Linked DNA regions of Mus musculus: region 1 is linked to region 2. A link is a loop called in an ENCODE intact Hi-C map of the cell type or tissue named here. Cell type or tissue: left cerebral cortex. All regions are shown on one strand. Each heading gives the region's core, and the rest is flanking DNA. Links, peaks and the distances in the headings are about the cores only.

Region 1 (16,934 bases), core at 5,222-13,221, 440 kb before region 2:
ATTGCTCTCAGAGTGCACAGAAGATAGGCAACAAGCTTGGGCTTTGAGAGACTAGAAAGTTTCTGAGTAAATCATGTCTTTGAATTAAATATAGAATACATCTATTAAATTATTGAATATTAACATCAAGTACTTAATTTTTTTTTGAGACAGAGTTTCTCTGTGTAGCCCTGGTTGTCCTGGAACTCACTCTGTAGACCAGGCAAGAACTTAAAAATTAATTTGAATTTCCATAATCTAAACTGGCCTCTTATAGTTTGAGAAAGTTCCTGAAGGTCCAGCATCCCTATAGGTTAAATACATGGTGGAACGTGACTGCCTAGGGTATCAAAGACAGAACAGAGCAGTTATTCCCCCCAAATCCAGCTTTGAGCCAGCATGGACAGTGGCTTCTAAGAGCTCCTTCTCAGCATTTGGGGGGCTCAGTCATCTCTCAGCAGTTGGCTATTGCTTATGTAGTCTTGGGGAATCTTGCAAGCTTATTAGTTCCCTGAGTCTTTCTTGTTCTCCTCCACTGTCCTGCGAAACACTGTGAATGTTTCATCTAGGGGGACACAGCTATGGCAGAAGGAGACCTTACCTTGTATGGACCAAAAGCCAACTGTGCACTGAGGCAAAGAAATATATGGGTAAACTTGGGCCTTGAGTCCATATCTGCCTCTCACTGGCTGTGTGACCTTGATACATTCATACATCTTTCTTGGCCAAGGTTTCTCTGTTTGGAGAAGCAGCTTCCCTTAAACTTTACCAGACATCTCTGCTTACCTGTCTTCTATATAGCTGTTCTCATTAGATCCAGGCTCAAGATTAAATGTAGATATGAGAGGAACACTGGTTTCTGGCAAATAGTATGCAGGAGTAAATACCTCTCACAGGCTTAAAGGAATGGAGGTTAGGTCAGCCTAGTTGACATACCCTCAGGCACCCCCTTGTTCTTCCGAACTTAACTTAGTCACTGAAAGGGGGCTGTTAAAGGCACCACAGTTCTCTCCAACTTTTAGGAGAAAAGTAAATTAGAAAACTAAAGCCCTGCTTTTATTAAATAGATAAAAGATAGAAGCCCAGGAAGAATTCACCTCATGATAAGAATTGTCATCCTTTTCCTAAAACTCAGGCAATCAGAAGGCATTGACAGAGCTGATGACTAAATGATCTAACTAACTTATTATAGGTGATTTCAGCAGCAATCACACTTTATAGTTGGTTTTTCGTCTTGCATTTTTCCCTATTCTTTTCTCTTATTGTCCTGTTTCCCTGTGATTTTCTTTTACTGGCTACCCCACAAGGCAGCAAGTTATAACTCACAACAATAAAATTTCTCCGGGGGCCAGCTGTCAGGGGACTATTAGTTTTACTGTAGCCTGACTTGTTAGGAACATTGAACAAGGACAGTAAAAGATGGCTTCAAGCACTGCAGTTTAATGAAACCCTCTAGGCCTGCAACTTCCAGAGAAGTTTGTGTCTCCATCCCACTGACCCTGCTCCAGGATCCAGGGCAGATGAGTCTGACATCTGGACTTTTTGTCCAGAGCAATAGAAGCAGAATTTCCCGGTAATTGGTAGCTCTTATGTAAATAGGCCAGTGCCCTGTATGTCTCGTTTTCCCAGATCCCGCAAGTCCCAGATGATTGTAGAGCACCCTCACACTGAAACTTGAAATCTCTGGTCAACACTTCTGCGCATGTGTGCTGTCATCAGGAGCAGAGCTTCAGCAGCCTGGGCTTTGGTGCACACTGGATAACTTAAGCAGACAGAGCAGTCATTACTTTTTTTCCCCTTTGTGACACAGGGTTATCTATGTAGCCCAGACTGGACTCCAATTGAAGACCCTCTAATTTAGGCTTCTGAGCACTGGGATAACATGGTAAACAGCCATGCCTGACTGCTATCTTTTCTTTTATAAAAGATGACCTGATCACAGATATGTGCATTCTAGACAACAGGTCTGTAGTTGATTGATTGAATGACCTGGAGTGGGCTTGAGATTATTTTACACATCCTTGGGTCAGGAATAGGGACCACCAAAAACAAAAAGTTCAAAGACAAAAACTGACCTGATGCCTGCTTTTGTCAATAGCTACTAGAACCCAGCCAGGAATAGACTTTTTTTTTTGTATAGAGTTATGTCCCTACTACAAAGGTAAAGTAAATATAGTTGAAAACATGTCTATTCTGGCTTGTCATGGAAATGGTTTGCTGTGGTACCTCTCATCCATAATGCCATATGAGATTGACCCAGGCTTCAGCTTAAGGACATGTGGTTCTGAAAGTCCTCCGGTCTGATGGATAGCCCATGCTGTTTTCATGGAATGCATGAAAGGTGGAGATATGGATAGGGGAAATGTAATGACTTGCTACAACTGCCCCTGCTTGACACTGTGGCTTTAAATCTCAGTGAAAGAGGTGGTTTACTCTAGGTCTTCATAAATGTTTTCTGCTATGACCCCTGTAGCAGTAGTTGGATAATCTGCTCTAATCTCTTTGGCAGTGTCGCATGAGTTTCTTGCTACCTGCCCAATGCTCTGGATCCTCGAATGAAAGACATACATACATACATACATACATACATACATACATACATACAGACACACACACACACACACACACACACACACACACAGTGTCTTAGAGTTTTACTGATGTGAACAGACACCATGACCAAGGCAACCCTTCTAAGGACAACATTTAATTGGGGCTGGCTTACAGGTTTAGAGGTTCAGTCTATTATCATCAAAGCTGGAGCATGTCAGTGTCCAGGCAGGCATGATGCAGGCAGAGCTGAGAATTCTGTAATTTCATCTGGAGGCTGTTAGTAGAATACTGGCTTCCAGGCAGCTAGGATGAGGAGCTTAAAGTCCATGCCCACAGTGACATACCTACTCCAACAAGGTCATACCTACTCCAAGGCTGCACCTACTCCAAATGGCCATACCCTCTAGTAGTGGCACTCCCTGGGCCAAGCCTATACAAACCATGACACACAGCCCTATATTTAGTATACCTTGAACAGCTCAATGGCTGGGCAACTTCAATCCTCCATGTTGCTAGCACACTCTCCTCTCTGATTTTCCTGAATCATTACTTACTAAAAACCATCCTGGCTGTCCCCTACCCAGGCCTGCAGCCCTCCTGGGCTTCGATCCTGACTCTTACATGTTGGCAGTCTCTCTACACTGCAGCTCTCAAGCCTGATCCTTCTGCTTCCCTGGTATGGTGTCTCTTCTTTCCTTTGTTCTCTTGCCCAGGAAATCTAAAGTCCTGCCCCTGGCTTATTGACTGACAACTCTATTTACCAATTAGAATTAACTGGGGCATGGACCTGCAGCACCTTACCTGTGGGATTCTTGAGTAATTTTGGGGAGAACCCAATTAACATAATACAAGCATTAAATCAAATCTACAACGGATCTTTTTTGACCAATTTAACTGTACATGAACTTGAATATCTAAGTTTATAATATGGGCATACAAATAAAACTCTTATTGATAATAAAGTATAAAATCTATTGTAAACACCTTTTCAATATATACATATAATTTTGCTATTTGTTAGCAAGCACAAAAGTAAATTTGCATGCTAACAAGATGAATGTTTTTGTTTATTTTTTACATAAGGAATTAAAATTTGTCTGAATTGTTGGCATTTCAGCATTTTCCAGAGTTGATCGTTATTTTATGATTTTATCATTGTTGTTACTACCAATGCTGCAAATGTTAATTCACATAACTATATAATAGGAACTACAGAAGTTCAGACCATTTCAGAAATTCTTAGAAATTCTGTCCTAATCTCAATTTAAAACTCATCCAGTGACCTTCTATGCAACCCATGCTAGAAACTGGAGCAACAGTTTCCAAAGCCAAACATTCGCATACAATGCAATCTAATTAGACAATGATATGCTGAGGAGTGAAAATAGGAAAACGTTGAGTCTTTTGTTTTCTATATTAAATCATCACTTTTCTGTTAGAACTGCCACTTCATGTGTACAGTAAAGCCACTTCGTTCCTAACACATGGCAGCCTTAGGTGTTTCAGTTAGTTGTCTCCACTGCTGTTTGGCATGGGGGTGGGGTTGGGTTGAGCATACAATGTTGTGTTGAGAGCCAACACTGCAGTGAAGCTGTGCACACCACTACATGTGATTGCTGCCAGAGATGCATAAGAACCAATGCAGAATTTATTTTGAGTTAGATTTCTTTGTGCTTTTAGAACCTTTTCTAATGTCAACTTCTTGTGGCCCCCACAGTCGGTTTTATGACCCTATCTAAGGCCATTGATCCATGGCTTAAGAAGCTTTGGTTCATTCTATGTGAATAAGTAGCATGGCCAAGTGGTGTCATTCTTTAGGTATAAACTGACCAGATAAAACTAGTCCTCGAGAACAGATGGATAATGGTCTGATGTCTAGGTTAGGAGGGGCCTGGGAATCTAGGATGGATATACCCATTAGCAGTTAAGACAAGATCTAAGGCAATCAATTTTGATGATGGAAAATGTTCCACAAGCATTTGCTGAACACCCACCATAGGCCAGGCCTTGCTCTGAGTACCAGAATTGCCACAGTGGAGACAGAAATCCCGACTGAGCATGGCTGTTTGCCAGATTTTGACAGCCTGTGATCAACTCTCTGTGGAAATGTCCAGGCTAAAATTTTTTGTTTAAAATGAATGGCCTTTTATCTCATTGCTTCTACTGCAAATGGCCCCTAGGAAAAGGTAAAGGATGCATGGTATGGAAAGAAAAGTCAGGAAAAAGAATTTCTGTCTCTTTGAGTGACTGCTGTATCTTTAAGACATACAGCAGGGCCTGGCACACAGTGGGTACTCAGTGAATACTTTGTGACTGAACACTTAGCCACTATCATCATTTATAGACATAGGGAACACAGGCAGCAATGCAGGCAATCGAAGACACAGATATTCCCCATCCCATGGACTGTTGGTAAAGATAATATGGTACATTTGTGCTTGTGTGCAATGGATTGTAATTTACCCTTAAAAAGAAAGAGATGTGTGCTATTTGCATAACACGGATAGACTACTTGGAGGATACCATGCCAAGTGAACTAAGCCACACGCACAACTGAAAGAAATTAATGATTCCAGCTATACATGGAATGAGACAACCAAAGAGTTCAGCTGTTCAGTGAGGATAGACATGATTGTCGGGGTCGAGGTTGAGGGTAAGGAGGGTTAGGTCAGATTACACATAATTCCAGAGAAGTGGAATGAACAGGCTAGGTGTCTAATATACAAGGAGAAATTTAATAAAATTATTTTGTATGAGGGATCTTTGCCAAATTAGTAGATAGTAGCCACTCTCCTCTGAGGAAGTGACTATAGAAAATGCTATACTAATCTAGCCCAGTGTAGCAGCCATTTTGCCCTCCATCTAGATCCCATATAACATGTTATAAACTCCCCAAATACACCATAAGATATATATGAATGCATATGTATTCATTTATTTATATATATTACTCATTCACCATGTGCATGTGTGTGGACCTGCAAAGCCCATGGTGTATGTATAGCAGGGTTTAAAGGAGTTGGTTCTTTCAAGTAGTTTCTGCGGCTTGGAGTCAGGTGGTCAGCTTTGAGAGCGAGTGCCAACTGAATCTTTGCTACATTCCTTTTCTTTAACCGGTGGCATCTTCAGACGTTAAATATAAAATCAGGAGTCTGGAGCATGTCAAGCTGTTGATTCTCGGATTTATTTGCAGCCTTGCTACTGTTCTTCCCTATTGGTTCAAACAAATTCAGGGCTTGCCTTCTTAACAGCTTTTAAGCACGAGTGAGTATAAGGTTCCTCATGGTGCTAAAACTCCTCAAGATAAAAGCCCAGGCTATAAATTTTGCTATGCTTCCTTGCTAAATGAATGCTGTGAGTGGAGACAGGCTGGCGGGAGCTGGAAGTTATAGCTCGGAGTGAGTGCTGATCTCTGACTCCATCCAAGGGAGTATCTCAGCAGAGTTGATATTGGGAAATATGTGGACAGGGTGCTGCACTAATACGGGAGGAGGACAAGGGACACTTGGCCTGGGTCAGCTCCTTCACTGAGCTGCCATCACTTGGCATGGTTATGTCACATGGGCATTAGGAGACAGGAAGGAATGAAGGAGATAATGCTTGATAACCCGTCTGTGGGGAGTCTTAACCTCTTTGACCCTCACTTTTTTCCTGGAAGTCTCACAGACAAGTCTGGGAGGAACTTGTATGTGCAGACAATTTGTACTCAATACGGTATTTAAAGAGAAGATTCATTAATAGTATTTATTTGCTTAGAATATTCTGGAATTAAGAGACTGCATTACTTTCTCATACTTAAAAAGTTTGAAAAGCTTGACCAAATACAAAGCAATTTTTTTGTTGTTGTTAAAAAATACCAACAGATGGAAATGAACTCAATGAATACCGTGCAGTCAGAACATAGCTCAGGTCCCCACCAGAGTTATATTTTCTAACTCCGGGACTCTTCGGTGGAAGGAAATGCATCTATGGCTGAAATCAATGAGATCTTTAGTTGTGGGATTAAAAAAAATTCTATACGGCCTCTCTTGTGTTTTTTATCAGCTTTCGTTTGGTGTGTTTTGATTGACTTTGATGGCGATAAATCTCTTGTAATACCGTAATTACAGGAGCAAGCCCGCATCAGTTTAGCTTAACATCTGAGAGGAAAATGTGGTGTTTGATTTGCTCCTTTCTAATTTTCAGTTTGGAAGAGTTGGATGAATCTGTTGGTCAAGCCATCTGTTGTGTCTTAAGTTAAAAACACCCAGGAGAGGTTGTCATAGACCCATCCTTGTAGTTAACTAAGTACTGGCAACTAAATGACTATGGATCTGTAACTATATCAGCTTTCAAACGCTGACACCATTGCATACACTAGCAAGATTTTGCTGAAAGGACCCAGATAGAGCTATCTCTTATGAGACTATGCCGGGGCCTAGCAAACACAGAAGTGGGTGCTCACAGTCAACTATTGGATGGGTCACACAGCCCCCAATGGAGGAGCTAGAGAAAGTACCCAAGGAGCTAACGGGAACTGCAACCCTATAGGTGGAACAACATTATGAACTAACCAGTACCCCGGAGCTCTTGTCTCTAGCTGCATATGTATCAAAAGATGGCCAAGTCAGCCATAACTGGAAAGAGAGGCCCTTTGGACTTGCAAACTTTATATGCCCCTTACAGGGGAACGCCAGGGCCAAAAAGGGGGAGTGGGTGGGTAGGGGAGTGGGGGGGAGGGTATGGGGGACTTTTGGGATAGCATTGGAAATGTAAACGAGGAAAATACCTAATTAAAAAAAAGGAAAAAGAAAAAAAAGTGATGGCTTCTCAATTTAGATTGTAAGTCGTTCTGTGAGGCGTCCAGGCAGCCATTGCTTTGACTTTTCCTACCACGGACAGAACTTGCATTCCTTTATCAGGTGTCATGACGTGTTACCCTGGCTTTTGAGACCATGTTGAGTCAAAAGTTCAGCATTCGTTTTCCTAAAATCCAAATATTTGGTTTTGTTAAATCATGCTTGGAAAACTGACTAGTTGAGCTGTCTTTTGAAGGAGGCGCTCCCAAGAAAGTGTGTAGGGACCAACAGGAGCCAGGCCACACATTCTCAGTCCATTTTTCAAGTTGTCTTTTCGTGTGGTGCTAGTGATGGAGCCCAGGGTCTTGACATGCCTGTGAGTGCTCAGTCACTGAGCCGTTCCACAGTCTTGTCCTTCCTTCCTTTCTTGCTGTTGTTGTGTAGCTGAAACCTTAGATGAACCTTGGGAGGCTGGCAATCTGACATGGCAAATCGGAGCCAAAGGACAGATACCTCAGAAAGACTTGAGGGGAATGTACCAGTGCCATGTTAGTCATCCTAAGGCACGTGTTTGGTGTATACCTGGGTAAAGTAAAAACCAGAGGTTTAGGACTTCAAATCTTTTGAAGTGGGCCTTTCTTTGCATTTGTGTGTATTCTGTGTCTATGTGAGTGCATGTGCCCTTGTGTGGGCATGCACATAGAGGCTTGAGGTCAGTATGGGGTGCTTTCTTCTCTCAATTTATATCTTAACTTTTGAAACATGGAACTCATTCATTTAGCTAGACAGGCTGACCAGGCAGCCCAAGCGCTCATCTTGTCTTTGCCTTCTCAGTGCCGTGATAATTACGTACGTGCCGTCATGCTTGGCTTTTTATTTGCAGACCAGGGACTCTGAACTCAGATCCTAACTTTGGTGTGTAAGGACTTTATTCACTGAACCGTTTCTCTACCTCCCTCACTATATAGCCCGAGATGTCCTCAAATGCAAACATCGCATGCTTCAGACAGCTGCGTGCTAGGCTGATTGGTGTGTGCTACCATGGCCAGCTGATTAACTTCTGATGAGAAGTTTAAAAGGGACAAAAGAAATGGAACTTGGCTCTCAGCTTAATGGTGACCATAAATTGAAGCTAATTAGTACCTGTACACAGTTGGAAAAAAAAGATGAATAGAAACCTAGACTGTGGGGACTATGTTGAATGAAAACAGCATCATTAGAGACAACAGACATGGTCTATTTGACATCTCGTCGTTTAATGTTTGACAGCGTGTGTCCTTGTGCAGAACAATACTGGGAGCCAGATTAAATGTATAGGCAACTGGTAGATGTTTTCATTTCTGCACGTATATTGGGTACAATGAGACTTTTGTCATTTCAGTTTATTTCTGAACTCAGAACAGGAATGTGGCAGGTTCCCAATTTCCCAAATAACAACCAGATGTCAATACACTGACCATGTGACCAAAACATTTTCTGGTCAAAAAGTTGCTGCATCTGGCTTTTAGATTTAGTTGGTTCTACTAGAATCCCCAATTTAAAACGGCAATAATCCCTGTTCCAAGGTTATGTCAAACACCCCAGGGAAAGCTAATCAGTGGCAAACAGGACAGGCTACTTTCATAGCATTTGTGTGTGAAATGATGATATTTGAAAACAACAAATGTCATACATACATATACATTGACTTGAAGTTTGGAGATCTTACTGTTTATACAGATATTCAAAATTTATTAAAGAAAGAGAATGATAAATGGAAAACCAATATGAAAAATGACACTGAATTGCGACAACTATCAACAATGAATTCCTTATATGTAAAAGTATTTTTTCCAAAGTTAACATTTAGGATAGTGATAGATCTTAGAGTTTTCATGAGGACAAACATAATATATCACCATTGATGCTTTGAAATTAGTAAGTATAAAATCTCTCTGAACAGATTCTTTCTTTACCCCATAGACTTTGGGTTTCAAACATCTTTCTCTGTATTAAAAGAGATGACACTTAAGGACAAATGTATTCCTATCTCCCTCATTTCTTCCATCCACCTGCAGGTTTTCACCCCAAAGAGCCCCAGGGGTTCCAGCCAAGTCCAGTCTGCTTGAATGGATAGAAAGAATGAATGACACAGAAGAGGGTTTCAGAAACTAGCTCTTGGGTCATGTAGCTGATCAGGAACCACTAAATGGCCATTGTTCACAGCCAACTTTTAAAATGCTATCGCTTGAGTGAACTTAAACAAACGAAGGCGTGTGCATTAGTCCCCATGTGTATCTTTGTTAACTGAAGGTCGACTCAGAAGGGCCAGCAATGTACTTGCTTAGGGATCAACATGCAGCTTTTGAATTTCAGCTCAATTAGGTCAACGTAGCCTGTGCATGACATTCTGCTACAGGCCTGGGCTGGTGACCCATCCCACGGTTGTTAGCAGCATTGTCTTTTAGGGGCTCAACAAATGGTATTGGAGATATCTAGTGCTCGTCAGGGCATCTGATTTAAACAGTGTGGGACATCTTTCCACTGCTTTTGCCTTGCAACATCAACTTCTTTGTTAAATTTCTGTGTCCCGAGTTGGACCTGTTGAAAGCATCTTGAGCAATCCCCATTGTTTGTTAGCCATGCCCCAAGCTGACAAAAACTTGTCTATAAAAAATATCTTGTTCACTTTCTGCTGCCATTCCTGAATTTAATTTGCCATAGAGTTTTTGCCTCTGCTTCTCACTTTGGGAAGGCGGTTACAAAGTGTGACTCTTGAGTTGGGAGCGTTGGGGAGGGATGTGGGCCTGTCACCCCAGATGACCCTTAAGCCCATGGGATGAGAGTTTTGTTTGTGCACCTGTGGCAATAAGAGAGGAAGAACTTGGAATCCTCTCAGTCCCGTCCATCACAGCACAAAAGCCCATGGGCACAGAGCTGCAGGAGACTGAGTGGACCCGGAAGACAAACCCAGCATGCTGAAGCTGAATTTCCCAAAAGGCTATGAGCTGAAAACAAGGCTCATAGCTCTTACAGATGCCTGTGGCTGGAGTGAGTTGGAGCCTGCCCTTCAGGAGAAATGGAGAAAACAAAACAAAACTTCCCTCTCTTGGTGAATCTGGGGTGAGGTTTGGATGGGAGAAGGCATCTTAGAATGCAGTGTGTAAATCATGTGAAACTAACACATTTGTATACAGTAAATCTTGGGCTTTAAATCCTTTCAAATTAGACTACTAGGACACTTTGGACATCAAAGGTGGAAAGGTTCAGTAGAAAGAGAACAGGGCAAGAGATCTGGACCGCAGTGTTTCACTACCGTACCTATGCATGGTGACTTTGGGTAAGTAATTTAACCATTTTTAGGCTACTCCCTCTCTGTTTCTGTCTCTGTCTTTGGGTCTCTGTGTGTGTGTATGTGTGTTTCAAAGTTTTCTACATCACTGCTTCTTTTATTTTTATTAGTCCACTGAGAATTTTGTCTAATGGTATTTTGATTGTGGATTTGATCCCCAAATCCTTCCACATCCACCCACCCCCACTCCCTACCTACCCAATTTTACAGAGGACTTTAGTCACCCAGCAGGGGCCCCCAGAATCCTGGCTTGCATATGGTAACTATCAGAGAAAAATCCCCCCCCCCCCCAATGCTTCTGCAAGGAGCATGGAGGAAGAGAGTGTTTTTAAAATAATCTAGAGTGCCAGGAGTGGTAGTACACACCTTTGATCCCACCATTCAAGAGGCAGAGGGCAAGCAGAGCTCAGAGTTCGAGGCCAGCCTGGTTTACATAGTGAGTTCCAGGACAGCCAGGGCTGCACAGAGAGACCCTGTCTGAAAAAAACGAAAACGAAAACCAAACCAAAACAGCAGCAGCAGCAGCAACAACAAAGACTGAACAACCAGTTGTTTGCAGGTCTGCCTTCAGGAGAAACTGTTGAACCAGAGTCTAACCTGCCTAGTCTTTTGGGACCCTTCCTGAAATGACAGACGCTACACTTAACTTCAGCTAGATCTAGCATTCCCTGTGGGAGAAGGGAACTACCCAACTCCAATCATACCTCACTGCTGTGGTTTCAAAATTACACAGATGCCATATTATTACACGCATCACAGAGCTATGTAATCATTTAAAAGTTCTTACATTATAGAATTTCTCGGCATACCGTATCCCAATCTAATTTTCCATATGCTGAAGCCAAGTACTTGTAATGATATGTTATGTACAACTCAGCCATGTTTAACTAATGTACATACATGTGCCTAAGAGTGTACACATAAATTTTAGGAAACATAAATAGACTCATGTTAAGGTTCTGCACAAGCTTTGCAGAGTTCAAGATGTAGGACCTTAAATGTCACAGCCACCAACCGGTTTTCAATGACCTCTGTCTTATGAGTAACTGAGACTTAGTGATGCATTCAAGAGCAGCCTCTCCAGAAGGTGAGTTCACTGAGAACTGGGGAAACTTCATACCCTAAAGACTTAAAAACAAAACAAAACAATAAAGATCACAGTTAATTGGGTAGATTAAAAGCATGTATTGAGATATCATTCATAGATAATTTTAGACAATTTTTGTCTTTGTCAATGACTTTAGAGCATATTTTAAAATTCATAAAACAATTTGTTTCATTTTATTTGTTTTTATGAGACACAATTTCTTTGTGTAGCCCTGGTTGTCCTGCAACTCTCTCTCTCTCTGTAGACCAGGCTGGCCATGAACTCATAGAAATCCTCCTGCCTCTGCCTTCTGAGTGATGGGATTGAAGGCACTGACCTTTTAAAAAGTCTCTGCTTTCCCAGTAAGGGGAAACTTCACACAGGGTTGGAGGCCGGGCTTTTGTGCTTTAAAAACAAACATCATATATTCTAGTGTGCTCTGCCCTAACTTCATTTGGATTGGTTATCTCAATCTCTCGCTCTCACATACACTCAGTGTATGTCCCCACTAGATCAGTCTTCTCGATGTATAACATGCTGCAGAGAGGCAAAGACTTCCATCTGCTCTGATCTGCAGTGCACTGGTACCCACAAGAGTGTCACTAGTATCTACTTGATCAAAGATGTTGTACTGAGTTCTCTGTTACACTGTGAGGTCGTTGCTTGCATGGGACCACGGCCTTACTTTGCTTCACTGTTCTATAATGCGAATATGATGGGTAATGAAAATTATTTATGGAATGTTACCAGAAAAATAAAAATTAAAAAAATGACTTAACAATTAAGTTAATAAGTGAATGATGTAAAGCATAGGTGACAATAGCAGACATTAACTTGTCTGTGCTCAATTGAAAGTCTAAACTGGGTTTCTTTGCCTTACTCTTAAGGGAGGACTCTTACATTGTCTAAAGCTCTCTTGGCTTGCTTTGCAAAGAAACCAGCTTCCTTCAAACAAATGAAGGGATGCATAGAATAAGCTAAATACTCTCAAAGATGTTTCCCTTAAGAAGTGATCAGTCCAGGGCTGGGATGCACCTCAGTGGTAGATTGCTTGCTTAGCATAGTCTTAGGTTCATGCCCCAGCATAGACCAACCATCAAAACAAGCAATAACAAACAGAGCACCATTACCTCAGTAATAGTTTTTAGCCCTGTCTACATACAAGCATGTCAAATCTCATGTTTCACATGGGGAGGATATTATCACGTTCATTTCCACACTCATTGGATTTTCTTGTTTCCTGTGAATGTCGGTCATGCCTGTGGAGGCATGCACGGGTCCGTGTGTGTTAGCAGGCTATTCACTTACTCACCCTGAATGAGGTTAAGTTAGCAATTAAGGACGTGTGAAGCTATATCAAGAAAGAAAGAACTGCTAGTCCCACAAAGTCCCATCAGCCTGAAATAATTCTCTCTCTTTAGTTTCATCTTTTCATATTTTGGAGAATTACATAGAGGAGTGTGTGGAGCATCTTTCTTTTCCTCTCCCCTCTTCCGATCCAACTTTCGACCTCCACTTCCTCTCTAAGTCATGACACCTTCTTTAATTATTATTGTCACACACACACACACACACACACACACACACACACACACACACAGAGAGAGAGAGAGAGAGAGAGAGAGAGAGAGAGACAGAGACAGAGACAGAGACAGAGACAGAGAGACAGAAACAGAGAGAGAAACATATTCAGTCTAATTTAGTGTTGCCTGTATGTACACGTGCTTAGACCTGACCAGTTGGAACTGGATAACTTTTAAGGGAGCTTGTCTATGGAGAAAACAGATTCACCCTCTCTTGACAGTCACTGACTATTTGTAGCTCTTTATTTAGGGTTGGGGTCTTGGAAAGCTTACCCCTATCCACACGGACATGTCAACTGGTGTTGTCATATGTAGGTCTTGCAGGTGACCATATTTGAGATTTCACGTTAATCTGATTGAAAGTTACTCTAAGATGTTGCTACATGAGAAACTTCTGAGATCATCTCTTCTGACCCAGGGTCACTACAAGCACGTTCCCTACTGAGTGCATGAGCCTTTTCTTATATTAATCTGATCATGTTTACCCAGAAGTCATTGCTCATTACTTGCCATTCACAAAAGACATCTTCAGCTGCCACCCAGATCTCATTTGGAGAATGAATTAACCCAATCACAAGACAGAGGAATAGGCATTGCCCATTGGACAGCAGATACGTGGCATTGCCAGGAATGGAATTTCCATGGCTGCTTTCATGGGTTTCTTTGTACCTGTGGCCTGGCTGTCATAGGATTCCTGTGAGTTTTAAGATCCTGACTAGAGATGAGTGAGGTATTTGGAAGGAGAACAAAAGCAATGAGAAAGAAACCGGGCTCTTACTGACTAATGACTATAGCCAGAGGCCTTGCCTATGCATGCCCCTCATCCTGGAACTTGCAAACTATTATCTTCTCTGGGTAAACCTTCTGTGATTTCTTAGCTACATCAAGTAACCAATGTAAGAGAAAAATGGTATCTGTGTCACAAACCTGCTTCATCATGTACAGTTATGAATCAACCCTGCCCCAAATTGAAAATAAGTAGATTTAGACTGGAACTCACATTAGATGTGGTAAATTTATTATGCCTACTGGCTGGGTCAGATGCATTTTATCTCTCTCAGTTGACCATAATTTGTACAGTATATATTTGTATGATATATTTATTCAATGCAATAGACTAGAATTATATATTCTATTTAGTTCAGCAGAGTGAAAATTCAGTTCACTTAAATGACTGAAGATAAAGCTTTAGTTTGTTATTGGCTAGTTACTCAATTATTCTAAGAAATGGGTTGCTCCTCTGTTTTATTTGGCATTTAAAAATATTATATAACTGTAATGACTATGGAAGGTGAAGAGTTTAATAGTGATAAAATATCATAGAATTCTATCTAAGGAGCATCAAGCAAATCACATTCTAGAACAATTTATCTTATTCAGAAATCTGGGAAGTCTAAGGACTAACAGATTTGGGGACCACAAGCTCAGTATATGATGATGTTGTACTATATAATGGCATCCACAAACATCACCTCAACAGTGGCCCCACTCTCATTACCATGTACTTCCCCATCTATATATCCAAGTGCCTTGTTCTGGTCATAAGGAACTGTTAAATAGTGGGGTTTGTAGAGTATTATGGGTAAGGTTTAACTTTCTTTCTTTACTTAAAAAAAGGTTTTATTTATTTATCTTATGTTTATGAGATAACTGTCTTCAGACATACCAGAAGAGGGCATTGCATCCCATTACAGAATGTTGTGAGTCACCATGTAGTTGCTGGGAATTGAACTCAGGACCTCTGGAAGAGCAGCCAGTGCTCTTAACTGCTGAGCCATCTCTCTAGCCACTCTTTTATTTACTTATTTTTAATGTGCCTTAGGAATAAAATGAAGAGTCATGACAATGAAAGCAAATGGAGAAATAAAGACTTACAAGAATGTTTTTAAAAAATGAAAAAAAATTCATCAGCATAACCAGTCTATAATAAATAGAGCTATCTTGTGTCAGGACAGATTCAGCTAAGTCAACTTTCTGGGAGAAATAGGATGGGGATGGTGAGGTGGGTAGGCGTGGTGGAGCTCAGAGTGCCTGTCCCACTGCTCAGTGCTTAGAAGCACAATTTTCCTTTTTACAGGGTCTATGCATGTCCTGCATGATTGACACTTTGAGCTGCTCAACCTTCAACTTCTAGGTAACAATTGTGAAGGCTCTATGCCCCAGTGTAGGGGAATGCCAGGATCAGAATGGGAGGGGGTGAGCTGGGGAGCAGGGGGAGGGGGGAGGGGGAGGGGATAGGGGATTTTCAGAGGGGAAACTAGGAAAGGGGACAACATTTGAAATGTAAATAAAGAAAATATCTAATAAAAGAGAGGGAGAGAGAGAGAGAGAGAGAGAGAGAGAGAGAGAGAGAGAGAGAGAGAGAATGGAAGGAAGGAAGGAAGGAAGGAAGGAAGAAAGAAAGAAAGAAAGAAAGAAAGAAAGAAAGAAAGAAAGAAAGAGAGAAAGAGCTCCAAGGCTGCAAACTCTGAGTAAACTCAGAAAGATCTGAAGTTAGAAAGGAGAGACTGGAAGTTCTGTACTGGAGAGTCTGTGGCCTGGATTATATCTGGATTTTAGGAAAAGCATTTCCATATAAGATGTTACAAGCAATTATAATCACAAGGACATAAGAATAGCAACAATGTTTATTATAGTAATACAAATGCCTGTATGATGCTCAAATTCCCTTTCACACTGTTTCCACATCTATTTTTCAGTCTAGCAATTCCAGTCCTCCTAGGACAAAGTATTAAGTATTGACCATCCCCATGTTATGAACAAGGGAGTCAAAGCCAGAGCAATGGCTACCTGCTCCAGGCCATGAATGCCAGGATGTCAGTATTTAGAGGGTCCTAGCCTGTTGTTTTGTTTGTTTGTTTTTGCAAGTGTCTTTTTAATTTCTTCCTTTTATAAATGTCTGGGGATCTTTCCTGGTGGTTTCTGAGCAGCTGACCAGTGTCCATGATTGGTCTCTCTTATGCATAGACCAAGGGGTGGGTGGCATTTGTTCTTTGCAACCTCTTCATTCAACCCCAAGCACAGATTTCCTGTTTGGATAAGAAGAGGCGGGTTTCAAGAAGCAGGAGTAGGACTGAAGTAGCACAGAAGAAAGTTGCATGTCTGTCTTTGGGTTAGCCACGTGGAATGTCTGTTAATGTCTCCTTAAGCAGTCACTGGCCTTTTCCAATGAGTTTTCTGTGGCAAATAACTCCAAATGCTTTACAAAGAGAATAGCTTGCAGATGTGGATATGATAACCTGCAGAGTAGGACTTAAATATAGTAATTGTCTCGAGCCTGCTCTTAACTGTGGCGACAGAGTCTCTACTATGTCATTAGGGAAAGAATTACCGCGTCTTGGAACACAGCGGGCCAAGCTTCTGGCAGCTGCTGTCTCTTCCATGTTTTAAACAGAGTTAATTGGCTCCTCACCAAACCGATTAGGGCATGAGGTTAAAACACGTGAGGACAGAAAAGAATAAAGATAACTGGCAGATGAGAGTGTCCAAAAGTTTTTTTTTAAAGAAATATTACTATTACTATAATAGCAGGGAAGCAATCACCTATCTCCTTGTGCTCCGCTCATTCTCTTTCAAGCCAATTCCCTGTTATTGTCTCCAGTGAGATAATGGCCATTTGAAAG
Region 2 (16,934 bases), core at 5,851-13,850:
GAACATGCAGTTCAAATCCATTCCTATTTAGATAATGTGATCTCAACTTGTAGTGGCTAGAAATAGAGGTCTCAGGTTCCTGGAAAGATTTGACTCTAATTTCTGTCTCCAAAGAATTGGAGATGAGACACTGAAGGGTGTAGCTGCCTGCAACACTCAAAACAATAAAAATAAAAGCACAGTCTGTCAGTACTTCTCAAATATAAGAAGTCTAATAAGCATATTTATGTTTTGAAAATATATGTCACCTATGGAAATGCTTATAGCCCCACTGTAGAATCAAGGATAATTATGAGCTTTGAGCTGTTATAGTAAGATAGTCGAAGTCCCAAGTTTGGGATGCAATCTTCCAAAACAATGTCAAATTGTCAGTGATTACTTAACATCTTTCCCTCTTCTTGAATGTTACTGGAAATATTTCGGGTTCTTTCTGTCTTCAATGGCTTTTTTGAGATTATCTACCCATGTAATCTGACCTCTAGATTATAAATTGATGTCATTCACATAGCTATCTACATAAAAAGAACAAAGAAAAACATTTGAGAATATCTTGTTCCTTAGTCCTCAACTGATTTCAACTACTGTAATTTAAATATATATAAACTTAAGAAAATGGAAGCTCCAAATGAGGCAATTATGTGGAGATGGGCATTCAGGCTTGGGAGTCACTTCAGGTACTCTGGAAGAATACTCTTTGAGGATGAAGGTCTTGATAAACAATAATGCTCCTTTCTTCCCACCTCAACCTCACTGAGTCATACAGTAGCTACCCACACACTCCTTAATAGTTACTCCATGCTCTTTTGGCCACATAAAATCTGACCATCGATTTTCAGAACACCAGGAGTTCTAGCTAGGGTTCTGTAAAAGCTAAATGTATTTTGTATGCCAGTCTTTTCTCTCCTACACAGTGCCCTGGGTAAGAAGAATACACCTCCATGCATAACAAGGCTGAGCAGTCACAAATATCTGGGATCCCAAGGCCCCACAAACTCCCCAAGAGTAAGAAGACAGATTTTATGCTGTCGTTGAGTTATTTTGCACGCAGGGTCTGAGTCACTTTTTAAAAATAGAATGAAACCAATGAAAAATTGATTAAACTACAGGATCCTTACTACATATTCATTATTAAACAGTAAGGGCTTTTTGTGGAGTTGGGGAGGCAGCTTGTATTTTTTTCCAATTAACAATATTTATTCATAAACTGAAAATTCAAATGGATTTTAAATCTATTCTCTATACATAATAAGCAGAAACATACATGAACTATCCTCTGTACATAATAAGAAGAATCATAGATGAACTATCTTTTCATTAAAAAAAGACCCAGAGATTAAGTTATAAAGCATACATAGTGTACTTAAGAGTAATGATGACTATAAAATGCCACAGCCTGCAGAGCTTTGGGGTTAACCTGACAGGGGAATTGAGGAAATAAAGAAAAGACAGACACACCAACTTGAACTGAGAAGCTGAGCTTGCATGGACCATGTAAAGTGATGGAGTTGCATCAGCCAATAGCCCAGAAACTCCAGAGTGTATGTCTTATGTGTCTGCATTGAGAAGGCAGGTTCATTTTACATAGCTGAACAAGGAAAAGGGGAGAGGATGTCTCTTTAGGGGACAGTTTCATGCTGTAAACACCAGGAGAAAGAAGCTATGGTTAAAATGTCAACATCCACACAGGGACCAGGAAGTGGCTTTGCTACACCCCCTGAACATGACCTGAGAAAAGTTTTTCCATTCTCCTGGGTTTGAGGCATTGGAGTCCTTGATATGGCCATGCTCCTATCAGCAATACATGTTCCATCAGAATCTTATCAGCTCGCCACAGTAAAACACGGTGTTTCTGTTTCAGAGTCACATGCTTCACTAAATAAAGTACAGAAGGTGAACATGGTTTTGAAAGCCATAAGCAAGAAAATGATGTTTCTGGTACTTTAAAAGAAAAAAAATCTGTAAACCTAGATAGTCAGTATACAGGTACTTTAAAATCCCTCTTTAAAATCCCTCTGTGAAAATGTAAACATCTTCACATCTTGACAAGAGATCAAGAATAGAACATATTAACCTCATGGAGCTTGTAAAAGTAATTGCATTTAACTATATGACAATGAAACTGAGCACTTCTGTAAATACTTCAGAAATGTCAAGGAAATGTAAAGTTGTTTACATTTGGAACAATTGTTTGGGAGATGAAATCTTAAAAGTTAATAATATAAAGTACAGGAATCAAATATTCATGTAACATACTCATTACTTTCCTTGTCACTGTGACTAAATATTACAGAAGCAACAGTATCAGTTGGGGACAGTATCAGCACGTACCCTCCCATTGTGCCTGGAGTGACTCTCCACAGCAGGGAGTTGGCATCATGAAAGTTAGTGGCATGCTTTGTTAACATCTTTGTACAGCTAGAAGCAGAGAAGGGAATCGGAAGCAAATGTGGTTATAACTTCAATAACCTATCCCTAGTGACCCATCTCCCCCAGCCAAATCCCACCTACCAGCATTGCCACCACCCAGAGACCAATTGTTCAAACACAACAGCTTATGGGAGACATTTTATATTTAAATCATAAGGGATGGCAATGAATTTTTTGCTCTTCCTCCTCCTCCTTCCAAAAACTAATACAGTATAATAAACATAGTTTGATGTAGGGCTAAGCCAAGTAAAACAAAATATATGGACAAAAAATAGTTTCAAGTACTTTCTGAAAATTTGCTTTTCGGTGGAAGGATGAGCCTTGCCTTTCTTACTTTTCTGTGTGTTTTCTATGTCCCTGTTTTCTAGATAAAGGATTTATAAATTCTAAGGTAAAAGAAAAGAAGAGGGGAGGGAGTGAACACGGCTTGACCCACTATCTGCTACTCCTCGGTGGTACACCAAGCTTGGTGAGAGGTAAGATCCTAAATACTTCTCGTCCTGGACTCCTGTGTGTTTGGAAACCATGATCTCTCTCTCTCTCTCTCTCTCTCTCTCTCTCTCTCTCTCTCTCTCTCTCTCTCTCTCTCTCTCTCTCTCTCTATGCATGTATGTCTTTTTTCTCTTTAAAAACTTTCTTATCTCACATATTACATACCAACTGTAGTTTCCCTCTTCTTCCCTCCACCCAGCCTCTCCCCTCCCATTTCCTTTTCTCCCCAAGATTCACTGCCCCACCTCTCCTCAGAAAAGACCAGGCCTCCCAGGGACATCAACCAAATACGGCATACCAAGCTATAATAAGATCAGGTACATACCGTCACATCAAGGCTGGATGAAGCAACCCAGGAAGAGGAATTCTCAACAGAAGAATCTCAAATGACTGAGAAACACTTAAAGAAATGTTTAAAATCCTTAGCCATCAGGGACATGCAAATGAAAATGACTTTGAGATTCCATCTTACATCTGTCAGATCAAAACACAAATGACAGCTCATGCTGACAAGGACGTGGAGCAAGGGGAACACTCCTTCACTGCTGGTGGGCGTGCAAATTGTACAGCCACTTTGGAAATCAATATGGTGGTTTCTCAGAAGATTGAGAATCAATCTACCTCAAGACCCACTTCTGGTAATATACCACTTCTGGTAATATACCCCAAAGATGCCCAACCATACCACAAGAACACATGTTCTGCTATGTTCATAGCAGATTTATTCATAATAGCCAGAAACTGGAATTAACCTAGATGTCCTTCAACCAAATAATGGCTAAAGAAAATGTGGTACATTTGCACAATGGAGTATTACTCAGCTGTTTAAAAACAGTGATACTGCAATATTTGCAGGTAAATAAACAGAATTAGAAAAAAATTATCCCAAGTGAGGAAACCCAGACCTGGAAAGACAACTTTGGTATATACTCATTTATAAGTGGATATTGGCTGTGAAGAAAAAGATAAGCATGCTAAAATCCACAGAGCCAGGGAAACTACAGGTTTTTAGAGAGCATCCTAGGTTATGTTTGGAACAGGTTCAATACCCTACCTATAAGGTAATGGCCCCAAAAGATGCTGTTGCAAACTAGTTTGAGAAACTGCTATTGGGCCATGTCAGAGGCACATTACTACATTGTATCTGTCTATACCTTCTGGAGCAGAAGGGCTCTGTGAGCTGAGAATTAAATAGGAGAGATAGATAAGCTAGTGGATAAAAGGCAGACAGGATGACACAAATATTGATACTTGCAGCTAAGTACTTCTCAAATCTGGCAGTCCATTTTAGTCAGCAGGGATACTGCTCACCAAGGTGGAACTCCTTGTACCAGCAACATCAGCACCAGCTGAGACCTTAAATAACACAGATTCTCCAGTTAAACCCTACACCTATGGAATCATAATCTGTCTTTCACCGTGATGTTAGGACTCGCATGTCTGGCAAGTTTGTAGAAGGCCTTTCTGAGAAACTCCACAGATCAGGTTTCTGAAATTGATACCTTCCATTAACATTTCCCTACATTGTTAACCCCTTAGCCCCTAGATTCGTATATGCATTGAGTGGGGGGTTGTTTCTTTTCCCTTTGGAGTACTTATACTCACCATAAACCTCCCACTTAATTTATTAGAGAAAACAGTTGATGAGAAGGAGCCAGGATTGGCAATCTGGTATAAAGTATTTTTTTTATCTTACCACCAAGTTTATAAAAGTGTACCTCAACTTTCACCCTTTCCATATTATTCCACAGCACACACACACTTCCTTTTGTCTGAAAGAGTCTTCCCCACTGCTATCTTAAGTGCTGAATCATCATCAAGTCCCAGATTAAAAGCCATTTCTTCAGCTGGGCATGGTGATGCATTCCTTTAACTTCAACACTCAAGAGAGAGAAGCAGGTGGCCCTCTGTAAGTTCAAGGCCAGTCTGTTCTACATAGTGAGTTGCAAGATAGCCAGGGCTACATAATAAGACTCAGACACACACACACACACACACACACACACATACACACACACACAAAACAATTTTTATAATATTTTTATTAGATATTTTCCTTATATACATTTCAAATGCTATCCTGAAAGTTCCCTATACCCTCCCCCCCCCGCCCTGCTCCCCTACCCACCCGATCCCACTTTTTGGCCCTGGCATTCCCCTGTACTGGGGCATATAAAGTTTGCAATACCAATGGGGCCTCTCTTCCCAGTGATGGCCGACTAGGCCATCTTCTGCTACATATGCAGCTAGAGACACACGCTCTGTGGTACTGGTTAGTTCATATTTTTGTTCTACCTATAGAGTTGCAGACCCCTTCAGCTCCTTGGGTGCTTTCTCTAGCTTCCCCATTGGGGGCCCTGTGTTCCATCTTATAGATGACTGTGAGCATCCACTTCTGTACTTGCCAGGCACTGGCATAGCCTCATATGAGACTGCTATACTAGGGTCCCTTCAGCAAAATCTTGCTGGCATATGCAATAGTGTCTGGGTTTGTTGGCTGATTATGGGATGGATCCCCCGGTGGGGTAGTCTCTGGATAGTCCATTCTTTTGTTTTAGCTCCAAACTTTGTCTCTGTAACTCCTTTCATGGATATTTTGTTCCCTGTTTTAAGGAGGAATGAAGTATCTACCCTTTGGTCTTCCCTCTTCTTGATTGTCTTGTGTTTGCAAATTGTATCTTGTTCTATGTTTCTGGGCTAATATCCACTATCAGTGAGTGCATATCTAATGACTTCTTTTGTGATTGGGTTACCTCACTAAGGATGATATCCTCCAGATACTTCCATTTGTCCAAGAATTTCATAAATTCATTGTTTTTAATATATGAGTAGTACTCCATTGTGTAAATGTACCACATTTTCTGTATCCATTCTTCTGTTGAGGGACATCTGGGAATTTTTTGAAAGCTATTTCTTTAAACCCTGTTCTTAAGTTAGGCTCCCTGATAATTCTGGTTGCCAACTTGACACCTATGAAGTGAGAGCCTCCACTGAAGAATTGTCTCCATCAGAATGGCCTATGGGTGTGCTCTCAAATATTTTCTGTATTGCTAATTTATGTTGGAGGGGGCCAGGATACTGTGTAAGAAAGGTAGCTGAACATGAGCCTGGGAGTTAGTCAGGAAGCAACACCATTCACAGTTCCCGTTTCAGCTACTGCTTGAGTTCCTGCCCTGACTTGACTCAGTGATGGGCTTTTGCCTGGAAGTATAAGCTAAACCAAGCTCTTCCCTGCCCAAGTTTGTCTAACGCCATGCTTTATCACAGCAATAAAAGGCAAACCGGCATATGAAGAACCACTAGTACCGTGATTCTTCAACTAACAGCAACTCCATGAAGGCTTGTGAAACAAATCCGTTATTTTCTGTTGTAAGATACACAAAGCTTCATCTGGACAGTCAACTTTATTAACTATGTCATCGATCTTTCTTTGTAGTTTATTTGTTTTTAGCCATCCAATCAAAGCTCAAGTTGAAATCTTCCCATTATACCCCTGCTTCAGCATTTTTGTCAGCTTCCTCTCATTTTCTCGTGATGTCCCCTCCTTGACATTCTAGTCAGGCAGCCATCTATAAAGCAGGAAGGCATTACGTTCAAATGCATTTGTTAGTGAAGTGTGTCATATTTTATCATAAACTTGATAATCAACATAAGAATATAACCCTCCAAATTTTATAATAGTCTCTACCTTTTATGCTCAGACAGCCATTTTTGCTTGTTCCCGGTATTTCTCTGCTACAGTTCTGCCTTTGTCTTTTAGTGTTTTTTTTTGTTTGTTTGTTTTCTCTATTTAAACATGAGCATCTATGTCTATTATTCATGAAGTTATCATTCCCAGTCATTACTACTCCCAAAGGTTGGGCTAATGCTAAATGTAAAGTTATTATATTAATAATTTTTTGGAGAGAATGGGAACATGTGAGGAATAGATGGATGCCCATAGCGCATGGGAAAGATTACGAATGGAGAATCAGAATCTGAAGGAACTAAGATTAAGACACGGGGCCTAAGATGAAAGCTGTTAAACAAGCTTAAAAAGCTACAAGCAATCGAGAGAGGAATGGCTTTCCATTCCTAAGTCAACAACAGTCTTGCATGTTCACCCCGAGAACAGGTGGGAACAAGAGGAGAGTTCAGTGCAAAGGACACGTATACTTTCCTTCCGAGTTCTTCCTCCCCGCTCTTCTCTTGCTTTACATTTGCCCTCTGCTCATCTCCTCTTCCTTCCTCCAATCTGCACACACCCATAAAGTTATCAACACTGGTATTAGGAGGAATCTGTGCATACAACCACCATCCATTCTCAGTAAAACATCTGTGGCATGCTGTTCGTCAGAGTTAATCCCCTAGCACAACCTGCCCTGCGCACATACTGTTCAGTCCGTAAACACAGATGCCTGCAGATGCAGGCCTGCATAGATGTGCACTCTCTGGAGTGTGTTTGAGAAACTCAAGTATACTTAATTCACATCTTTTATGCTGTGTGTTTCTGGGCTTACAAAAAACCAACTCTAACAAAACAAACAAACAAAAAAGTCCAAAACAACTTTGACCATGGAATCCTTTTTTGTTTCATGTTAATTCATGCTTTAATAACATAGCCTTGGAAGGGAAACCTTTCTTTAAGAGCCAATGTGATTTTTTTTTTTTTTTTACTAGAACTAAACACTAAAACTTGACTGTCTTTGAGGTGAAAAGGAGGCCAACAGTCGTTCTTTGGGACCTTTGAAGGAACTGTCACATGTACTACATACACACATCCTTCATCTAGGTTTGTTTTAGTTTATATCATGGAAGCCACACAGGAGAGGAACCAGATGGTTTTGGTGCAGACCCTAATTGTGCCTTTTCTCATTGAGGGAACTTAGGGATGCCACTCAACCCCTTGGAAGTCAGCTTCTTAATTTCCCAACTCTAAAACAGAAGTGGTATCTGCAGGATTCCTTGGGGCTTCCTGGGATAGTTTGTGAGCTTTTTTTACTATGGGGGGATAAGATATAATGATTTACTGTGGAGCAAAGCAGGAGAAACAGAGTTGGAGTCAGCCTGAGAGGTCACAATTCCACTTTATTACTTCCCAGTTGCATAAGCCTAAGCGAAATTCTTACCCGATCTGTGCTCTCTTCTCTGCAACCTGAAAAGACAGGGAGAATATAGCCAACCAGCTGAAGATTTGTTGTTAGGGATGAAAAGAGCCACGTGTGTGAAGCATTTGAGAATGTCTTATCATGGAGAATGTGTGTTGTACATTTTACATATTGACTCCATTGTTATCATTGCAACTGGAGACATCCGAACTTTTTTATTGAAACATACTAAAAGCATTATTAAAAGGTGTGGGGCTGTTTTTTGTGTTCTCTTAGTGTCTGTATAACATCTGTCCAGGGATCCATCCCATAATCAGCATCCAAACGCTGACACCATTGCATACACTAGCAAGATTTTGCTGAAAGGACCCTTATATAGCTGTCTCTTGTGAGACTATGCTGGGGCCTAGCAAACACATATGTGGATGCTCACAGTCAGCTATTGGATAGATCACAGGGCCTCCAATGGAGGAGCTAGAGAAAGTACCCAAGGAGCTAAAGGGAACTGCAACCCTATAGGTGGAACAACAATATGAACTAACCAGTACCTCGGAGCTCTTGTCTCTAGCTGCATATGTATCAAAAGATGGCCTAGTCGGCCAACACTGGAAAAAGAGGCCCATTGGACTTGCAAACTTTATATGCCCCAGTACAGGGGAACGCCAGGGCCAAAAAGGGGGAGTGGGTGGGTAGTGGAGTGGGGGGCAGGGTATGGGGGAATTTTGGGATAGCATTGGAAATGTAAATGAGGAAAATACCTAATAAAAATATTTTTTAAAAAGGTGTGGGGTTTTTCTCCTTCACATTGAGAACAAGAGCGGTGAAAATGAAAATGAATTATTTTAGTGACAGAAGTGGACACATCCAGTCTAATGCCCTGGCTCCTTTTTCATTTAACTCAGCTTGGTTGCATTCTTCACAGGCTCTTCGTGGCTCTTTGGAAGAGACAAGAATCCCCTGTCAACTTCATAAATCTCAAAGCCTTTTCTCCTCCTGTATTCATTTAGCTATAAGGAAATCACACACACAAACACGCACACACATACACACTCACACATTGTATACATACATATACACAAAATGTTACACATGGACTTAAATGGTGTGGTATTACTTTATTTAATTTTCTCTGACTTTTTCCATATTCTAAGTCTAATGCAGTGAAATTCCCAAATGAAGCAATTTTGTAGTCATATGTGACAAAAGAACCTATTTTATCTTTGAGAAATATGACCATGGAAACAATGTATTTCAGAAAACATCCTTCCTTACTGGTGCAGCTTGATTCAGCCAAGCAACCAACTAGTATTTTACAGAGAAGGGGGAAAAAACAGAAAGGCCCTAAATGCACGGTTATACAAATCAATGCATTAGCCACAGGGAACACTTTCACTGACTGTGACTAAAGTTCATCAGGAGGTACACATGAGGGTGTGTTCCTGTCATCCCAGCAGGCAGGATTCTTAGCTACAGACTGGCTCTATGGTAATTACTTAATTAATTAATATAAATAATAAACAAATAAAAGTCTTCATTTCAACCTGTGGCATCTGCTTGTCCAGCATCCAGCATCCAGCCCTTCCCCCACCCTTTGAAAAGATGTCTTCTCTCTAAAATGCCCAAGAGATTGAGTCTTCTCTCCATAATTCTAAAATTATAATCATATGTTTGATGCTAAATGCTGGTTAGATCTCTTATTCCAAATTGAATTAGTTCTCAAAGGCGATTCCAAATTAGTGATAACCATATGTTCACATCTCAGCAACAGGCACGCGAAGCTATTTCTAGGCTGTTAATTATGCAATCACCAGGGAGTGCGTTTCGGGGTGGGGGTGGGGCTTCTCCTATACTACCATACTGACCCCCCGAAAATCTAGACTCGTAAGCATGACATCAGACATAATTCTTGGACAAATTATATCAGTAACACCTGCAGATCATATATAAAAACAGCAAGACAGAAGCCAGAGAGGGGCCTTGGAGCGCAGCCAAACTCTAGTCTCCGAGGCCACATTTAGCACAAGCCAAGCGGCACGGACCTGAGTTTGCGTGTGATGGATGGGCCCTGCAAGGCACTTCCAGATCATCCGTCATCACTGTTGTTGTTTGCAGGTGCCTCTTGGTGTGGCGATGGAGGAAGGGGAGAGAGGATATATTGCCAACTCATTTGAAAGCCGTTAATACCTCTGCTTATTAAACTCTTTTACTTTTTCCCCTCACTGTTATAATGTATACCCAAGTAGTCTAGCAGCTTCTGTATGCACAAGGAAACCCCTGTGAAAAATCAAACTGCAAATAGCCAGCCAAGATGAAGGAGCTAAACTAGGTAGCCAGAAGGACAAGCAGTGCTCAAAAAGAAATACTTTTCTAGTTAAAAAAAAAAGAAAGAAAGAAAGAAAGAAAAATCCCCATGACAACCTTGAGGCCGAGTGCCTGTTAGATTCCAAAAGAAATGAAAGAAACGGAAAATGGAAGTCTCAGATGGGACAGTTTAGAGTTTGCCTTAGATAACAATCCTAAGCATTATTAAATTTATTTATTCACTTTACAACCCAATATCATCCCTCCTTCTCCTCCTAGTACTCCTCACGGAAGTCCTCCACCCATTCTACCTTCTCTTTTGAGACTGGAAAATCCCCCTCTGGGTGTTAACTGCCTGCCCCCAGACCTTTGCTCATCAACTCCCTGGAGGACTAGGCCAGACAAGGCAAGAGGTTCAGCCCTTGCTCCAGTTGCTTGGAGAACCCACATGAAGACCCAGCTGCTCATCTGCTACATATGTTCAGGGGCCCAGGTCCAACCTGTGCTTGCTCTTTAGTTAGTAAATCACTCTCCGGTAGCCCATAAGGGTCCAGGACAGTTGTCTCTGTTTGTCTTCCTGTGGAACCTCTATCCTACTCTGGTCCTTCAATCTTCCTCCCAACTCTTCCATAAGACTCCCAAGCTCCATCTAATATTTGGGAGTGAGTCTCTGCATCTCTTTCTGTCGGCTGCTGGGTGGAGCCCCCTCCCACCCCACCCATTTCCCTTCTCTACCCTGCTTTCTCTACCTCTGATCCCACCTCCTCCCTCTGCTCCTCTTCCCATCCCCTCTCCCACACAGTTCCCTCCTTCCATTGACCTCCAATATCCATTTTGTTTCCCTGTCTGAGAAAGATTCAGCCATTCTCCCTTGGGTCCTCCTTGTTATTTGACTTCTTTGGGTCTGTTGACTATAGTATAGTTATCTTGTATTTTATGGCTAATACCTACATATAAGTGAGGACATACCATGCATGTCCTTTTGGTTCTGGGTTACTTCGCTCAGGATGATAATTTCTAGTTCCATCCATTTGACTGTGCAGCTCATGATAGATATCCTTGTTTTTAGTGGCTGAGTTTCCAGTTTCTGGCTATTATGAATAAAGCTGCTGTGAACATAGTTGAGCAAGTGCTCTTGGGTATATGCCTAGGAGTGGCATAGCTGGGTCTTGGGGTATAATTATTCCCAGTTTTCTGAGAAACTACCAAATCGATCTCCAGAGTGGTTGTACAAGTTTGCACTCCCACCAGAAATGAGGAGTGTTTCCCCTTGCTCCACAACCTCGCCAGCATGTGCTGTCCTTTGGTTTTTTTTAATCTTAGCCATTGAGATGGGTATAAATCTCAGAATCATTTTGATTTGCATTTCCCTGATGACTAACTGTTGAACATTCCTTTAGGTGTTCATTGGCCATTCGAGATTCCTCTGTTGAGAATTCTCTATTTAGCTCTATACCCCATTTTTTTTAATTGAGTTATTTGGGTTGTTGATGTTTAATTTCTTGAGTTCTTTACATATTTTGGCTATTAGCTCTCTGTCAGATGTAGGGCTAGTGAATATCTTTTCCCAATCTGGTGGCTACCGATTTGTCCTATTGATAGTATCCTTTGACTTACAGAAGCTTTTCAGTTTCATGAGGTCCCATTTATCAATTCTTGACCTTAGTGCCCGAGCCATTGGTGGTCTGTTCAGGAGATTGTCTCCTGTACTGACCAGTTCAAGGCTACTCCCCACTTTCTGTTTTACTAGGTTAAATGTGTCTGATTTTACATTGAGGTCTTTGATCCATTTGGACTTGAGTTTTATAAAGTGTGATAGATAAGGATCTATTTGCATTCTTCTACATACAGACACCTAGTTAGTACAGCACCATTTATTGAAGATGCTTTCCCTTTTCCCTTGTATAGTTTTGGCTTCTGTGTCAAAAAACAAGTGTCCATAGGTGTGTGGGTTTGTTTCTGGGTCTTTGATTCTGTTCCATTGATCCACCTGTCTGTTTCTATACAAATAACATAGAGTTTTTTATTATTATTGCTCTGTAGTACAACTTGAAGTCAGGGATAGTGGTACCTCCAAAAGTTCTTTTATTGTTCGGGATCATTTTTAGCTATCCTGGGTTTTCTGTTTTTCCATATGAGGTTAAGAATTCAAGATCTGTGAAGAATTGCATTGGAATTTTGATGGGGATTACATTGAATTTGTAGATTGCTTTTGGTAAGATTGACATTTTCAGTATGTCCATCCTACTGATCTCTGAGCATGGGGAAATTTTCAATCTTCTTATATATTTCTTTATTTCTTTCTTCAGGGACTTGAAGTTGTTGTCATACAGGCTTTTCACTTGCTTGGGTAGAGTTACATCAAGATATTATATTATTAGTGGACATTTAGAAGGGTACTGTCTTTCTAACTTCTTTCTCAACCCATTTATCACTTTTGCAGAAGAAGGCTACTGATTTCTTTGAGTTAATTTTGTATACAGCCACTTTGCTGAAGGTGTTTGTCAGCTGCAGTAGTTCTCTGGTAGAATTTTGGGGGTCACTTATGTATACTATTATATGATTTGTGAATAATGATACTTTGACTTCTTCCTTTCCAATTTTTATCCCATTGATCTCCTTTAGTTGTCTTATTGCTCTAGCTAGAACTTCAAGTACTATATTAAAGACACATGGGGAGACCGGAAAAATCCTTGTCTTGTCCCTAATTTAAGTGGGAATACCTTAAGTTTCTCTCCATTTAATTTGATGTTGCCTATTGGCTTGCTGTATATTGCCTTTATTTTGTTTAGATATGCCCTTTGTATCCCTGCTCTCTACAAGACTTTTATCATGAAGGACTGTTGGATTTTGTCAAATGATTTTTCAGCATCTATTGAGATAATCATGTGGGGGTGTTCTTTCAGTGTGTTTATATGGTGGATTATGTTGATGGATTTTTGTATATTGAACTACCCATTCATCCCTGAAATAGAGCCTACTTGATCATGGTGGATGATGTCTTTGATATGGTCTTGGATTTGGTTTGAGAGTATTTTATTGAGAATTTTTGCATCAATGTTCATAAGGGAAATAGGTCTGAAGTTCTCATTCTTTGTTGAGTCTTTATGAAGTTTAGGTATCAAGGTGACTATGGCCTCATAGCATGAGCTTGGCAGTGTTCCTTCTGCTTCAGTTTTGTGGGATCATTTGAAGAGTATTGGCATTAGCTCTTCTTTGAAAGTCTGGTAGAAATCTGCACTGAAATCATCTGGCTCACAGCTTTTTTTGTTTTTGTTTTCTTTTTCTTTTTGGGGGGACGGAGTGGGGTGGGTTGGACACTTTTAATGACTGCTTCTATTTCCGTCTGGGTTATAATACTATTCAGATAGTTTATATGATCTTGATTTAGCTTTGGTAAGTGGTATCTGTGTAAAAATAATCCATTTCATTTAGATTTTCCAGTTTTGTAGAATAGAGACTTTTGAAGTAAGACTTAACGATTCTTTGGATTTCTTCAATGTTCATTATTATGTCTCCCTTTTTATTTCTGATTTTTGTTAATTTGGGTATCTCTGATTTTTAGTTACTTTGGCTAAGGGTTTGTCTATCTTGTTGATTTTCTCAGCTCTTGGATTTGTTCATTCTTTGTATTGTGCTCTTTGTTTCTAATGATTTTAGCCCTGACTTTGATTATTTACTGCTATCTTCTCCTCCTGGGTGTGTTTGCTTCTTCTTTTTCTAGAGCTCTCAAATGTACTTTTAATATTTTAGTCTGAAAACTCTCCAATTTATGAAGGCACTTAATGCTATGCACTTTCCTCTTAACACTGCTTTCATAGTGTCCCATAAGTTTGGGTATGGTGTGCCCTCATTTCACTGTATTCTAGAAAGTCTTAATTGATTTCTTTATTTCTTTCCGGATCCAGTGATAGTTGAGTATCGAGTTGTTCTATTTCCATGAATATGTAGGTTTTCTGTTGTTTCTATTGTTGTTCAAGTCCAGCTTTAACCCATGATGATCTGATAAGATGCATGGGGTTATTTCAATCTTCTTGTATCTACTGAAGTTTTCTTTGTGACTGATTATATGCTCAATTTTGGAGAAGGTTCTGTGAGGTGCTGAGAAGAAGGTATATTCTTTTGTTCAGGTAAAATTTTCTATAGATATCTGTTAGGTTCGTTTGAATCATAACCTGTGTTAGTTTTGTTATTTCTCTGTTTAATTTATGCCTTGATGATCTGTCCGTTGTTGAGAGAGGGGTGTTGAGGTCTCCCACTGCGGTTTGACGTGTGATTTAAGCTTTACTAATGTTTCTTTTAAGATTGTGGGAGCCCTTACATTTTGGAGCATAGATGTTCAGAAGTGAGATGTCCTTTGGGGTGATTTTTTTTCTTTGATGAATATGAAGTGTCCTTCTCTGTCTCTTTTGATTACTTTTGGTTGGAGGTCTATTTTTATAAAATATTAGAATGGCTACTCCAGCTTGTTTTTTGAATCCACTTGCCTGGGAAACTTTTTTCTAGCCTTTTATACTGAGATAATTACTATCTTTGTTGCTGAGATGTATTTCTTTTGTATAGCAGAATGATGGATTCTCTTTATGCATCCAGTTTGGGGTACCACAAGGCTCCTATAGATTGAGGAGTACCCCAGAGCTAGACAATAGGGCTCAGGGGACAATGAAGGCTACTCACTTCTGCAGGCTGTCTCAGGTGAACCAATTGGAGTAGCAGAGGATCCAACTAAGATAGGTAGGGTCTGGTTGAGGCACAGCCAACTGAGGAGGGTACCTTGACCTCCATTGTCTGGTCCACATCTTCCCTCACCTACTACCATCAGGATCATCCAACTGTGTGAGGGAAGGACTTGAGAAAAGGGAGGCTCCAATTGGGATGTAAAGTAAATAAGTAAATGAACTAATGGGAAAAATACATGCCTATGATATATCATAGACTCATATGATATTCAAATCATAACAGTAAGTCATTTCTTTTTGTGACTATTATATGAGTGAATGTAGTGAAATTTATTTATTCATCCATTAATTGATACAAATTTTGTTGTTTTGCTTTTCAGCTACTATTTATATTGATCCTGTGATCATTCACAAAAATAGGTTTTGAATGGAAATGTTTGATTTTGTTAAAGCTTCATTACCAGGGACATAAGTTGTTGAGGTATGTGGTATCCTTAGACCTGCTGAACTTGTTTTATCAACCTTTACACCAGCTATATATGAGGCTTCCACTTTTCCCATTAACTCTTCAACACTTGTAGAAGTGTTAATGTGTCTTCTTAGATGTTGCTAAAAGTTTTAGTTTCATAGTAACTACAAAGCATTTTCCCATTAGTTTGCTCTGCACTTTTCTGAAACCTAATGATACAGAACACCTTTCACATGCTTAGTGGTCATCATCCCTACAGAAGTGCCATTCAGATCCTTTTCTCCATTTGTCAGTTGGATAGCCCTTTTATCTTTATCACAGGAGATAAGAGTTGCTCTCAGATACACAACTCTCACACTTCCCCTCTACCCTGTGCCTTTTCTAACCAGTTTTAAGACTGTCTAACAAAGCACAAACGTTTTCCATTCTGATGAAAGTGGAATTTTTCCTTTCTTGTGCCTTTTTATATTGTGTTCAAGAAACCAGTGCCTGAACAAGGGTCACAACAGGTTTATTCCCACATGCATGTCTGAGAGCTTTGGAGATGTAGCTCTGAGAGAATTATATCCTCTGAGGAGTTGACATCTGCATATTTGTATACAGTGTGATGTGGGGGGGGGGGTCATATTTGTTCTTTTGGACATGGATATCCAGTTTCTCAAGGCCATTGTTAATCAATCTATCATTTCTTCACTGAATGATTTTGACACCCTATTGAAAACAAAATGTCTGTAATTGTTAAAATTAACCTCTTTAAGACTCACTCCCTTCAACTGCAACCCTATAGGTGGAACAACAATATGAACTAACCAGTACCCCGGAGCTCTTGTCTCTAGCTGTATATGTATCAAAAGATGGCCTAGTCGGCCATCACTGGAAAGAGAGGCCCATTGGACTTGCAAACTTTATATGCCCCAGTACGGGGGAACGCCAGGGCCAAAAAGGGGGAGTGGATGGGTAGGAGAGTGGGGGTGGGTGGGTATAGGGGACTTTTGGGATAGCATTGGAAATGTAAATGAGGAAAATACCTAATTAAAAAGAAAGAATCACTCCCTTCCCTGTATTATTATGGCAATATTGTGTATTATACTGCAGCATTCAATTGGTGTGGCCATATCGTACCTTGATTGAAGACCAAGGTTTCAGAGATACTTCTCAGTTTATGGTGGATATTCTGAGTTTATTGAGATTATAGGGTCAGGCTTCCAATCCTTATTGAATTTTGTTAGAAATTTCCTTCAATCTGTAAACCATTTCAAGAAATATTGCCACTTTAAAAATATTAAATCATGCAGCCCATGACTGTGGAATACCATTCTACTTCCAATTACATCTTTTAAAAGTTCTTTTAATAAATTTGTAGGGTTGTGCATGTCCTGCTTTTCGCAGACCCATTCCTCTTCATGGAGTTGTAAATACAATTGTTTTCTTAGTCTCATTTCAGATTGTCCATTGAAAAATAATCATTTAGGATGTTGA

What was found. Hi-C counts contacts between places; a loop is a spot of excess contacts. Peaks named below come from ENCODE experiments on the same cell type or tissue, not always from the same donor. Only the 100,000 strongest peaks of a DNase experiment are listed, where the experiment ranks them.
Region 1: a loop joins it to region 2, with 2.7 times the contacts of the local background. A loop is called at or near these places in 2 of 42 quality-filtered maps.

Annotation. Positions count from the first base shown.
Region 1 is chr13:101,885,749-101,902,682 of GRCm38, forward strand. No RefSeq gene overlaps it. Among named protein-coding and RNA genes, the nearest start is that of Gm41044, 120 kb to the right of the region's middle. In left cerebral cortex, for the core only: no CTCF peak of the experiment used is centred there; no DNase peak of the experiment used is centred there.
Region 2 is chr13:102,324,413-102,341,346 of GRCm38, forward strand. No RefSeq gene overlaps it. Among named protein-coding and RNA genes, the nearest start is that of Gm36703, 17 kb to the right of the region's middle. In left cerebral cortex, for the core only: no CTCF peak of the experiment used is centred there; DNase peaks (open chromatin) are centred at 9,746, 9,988 and 10,242; H3K27ac peaks cover 231 bases.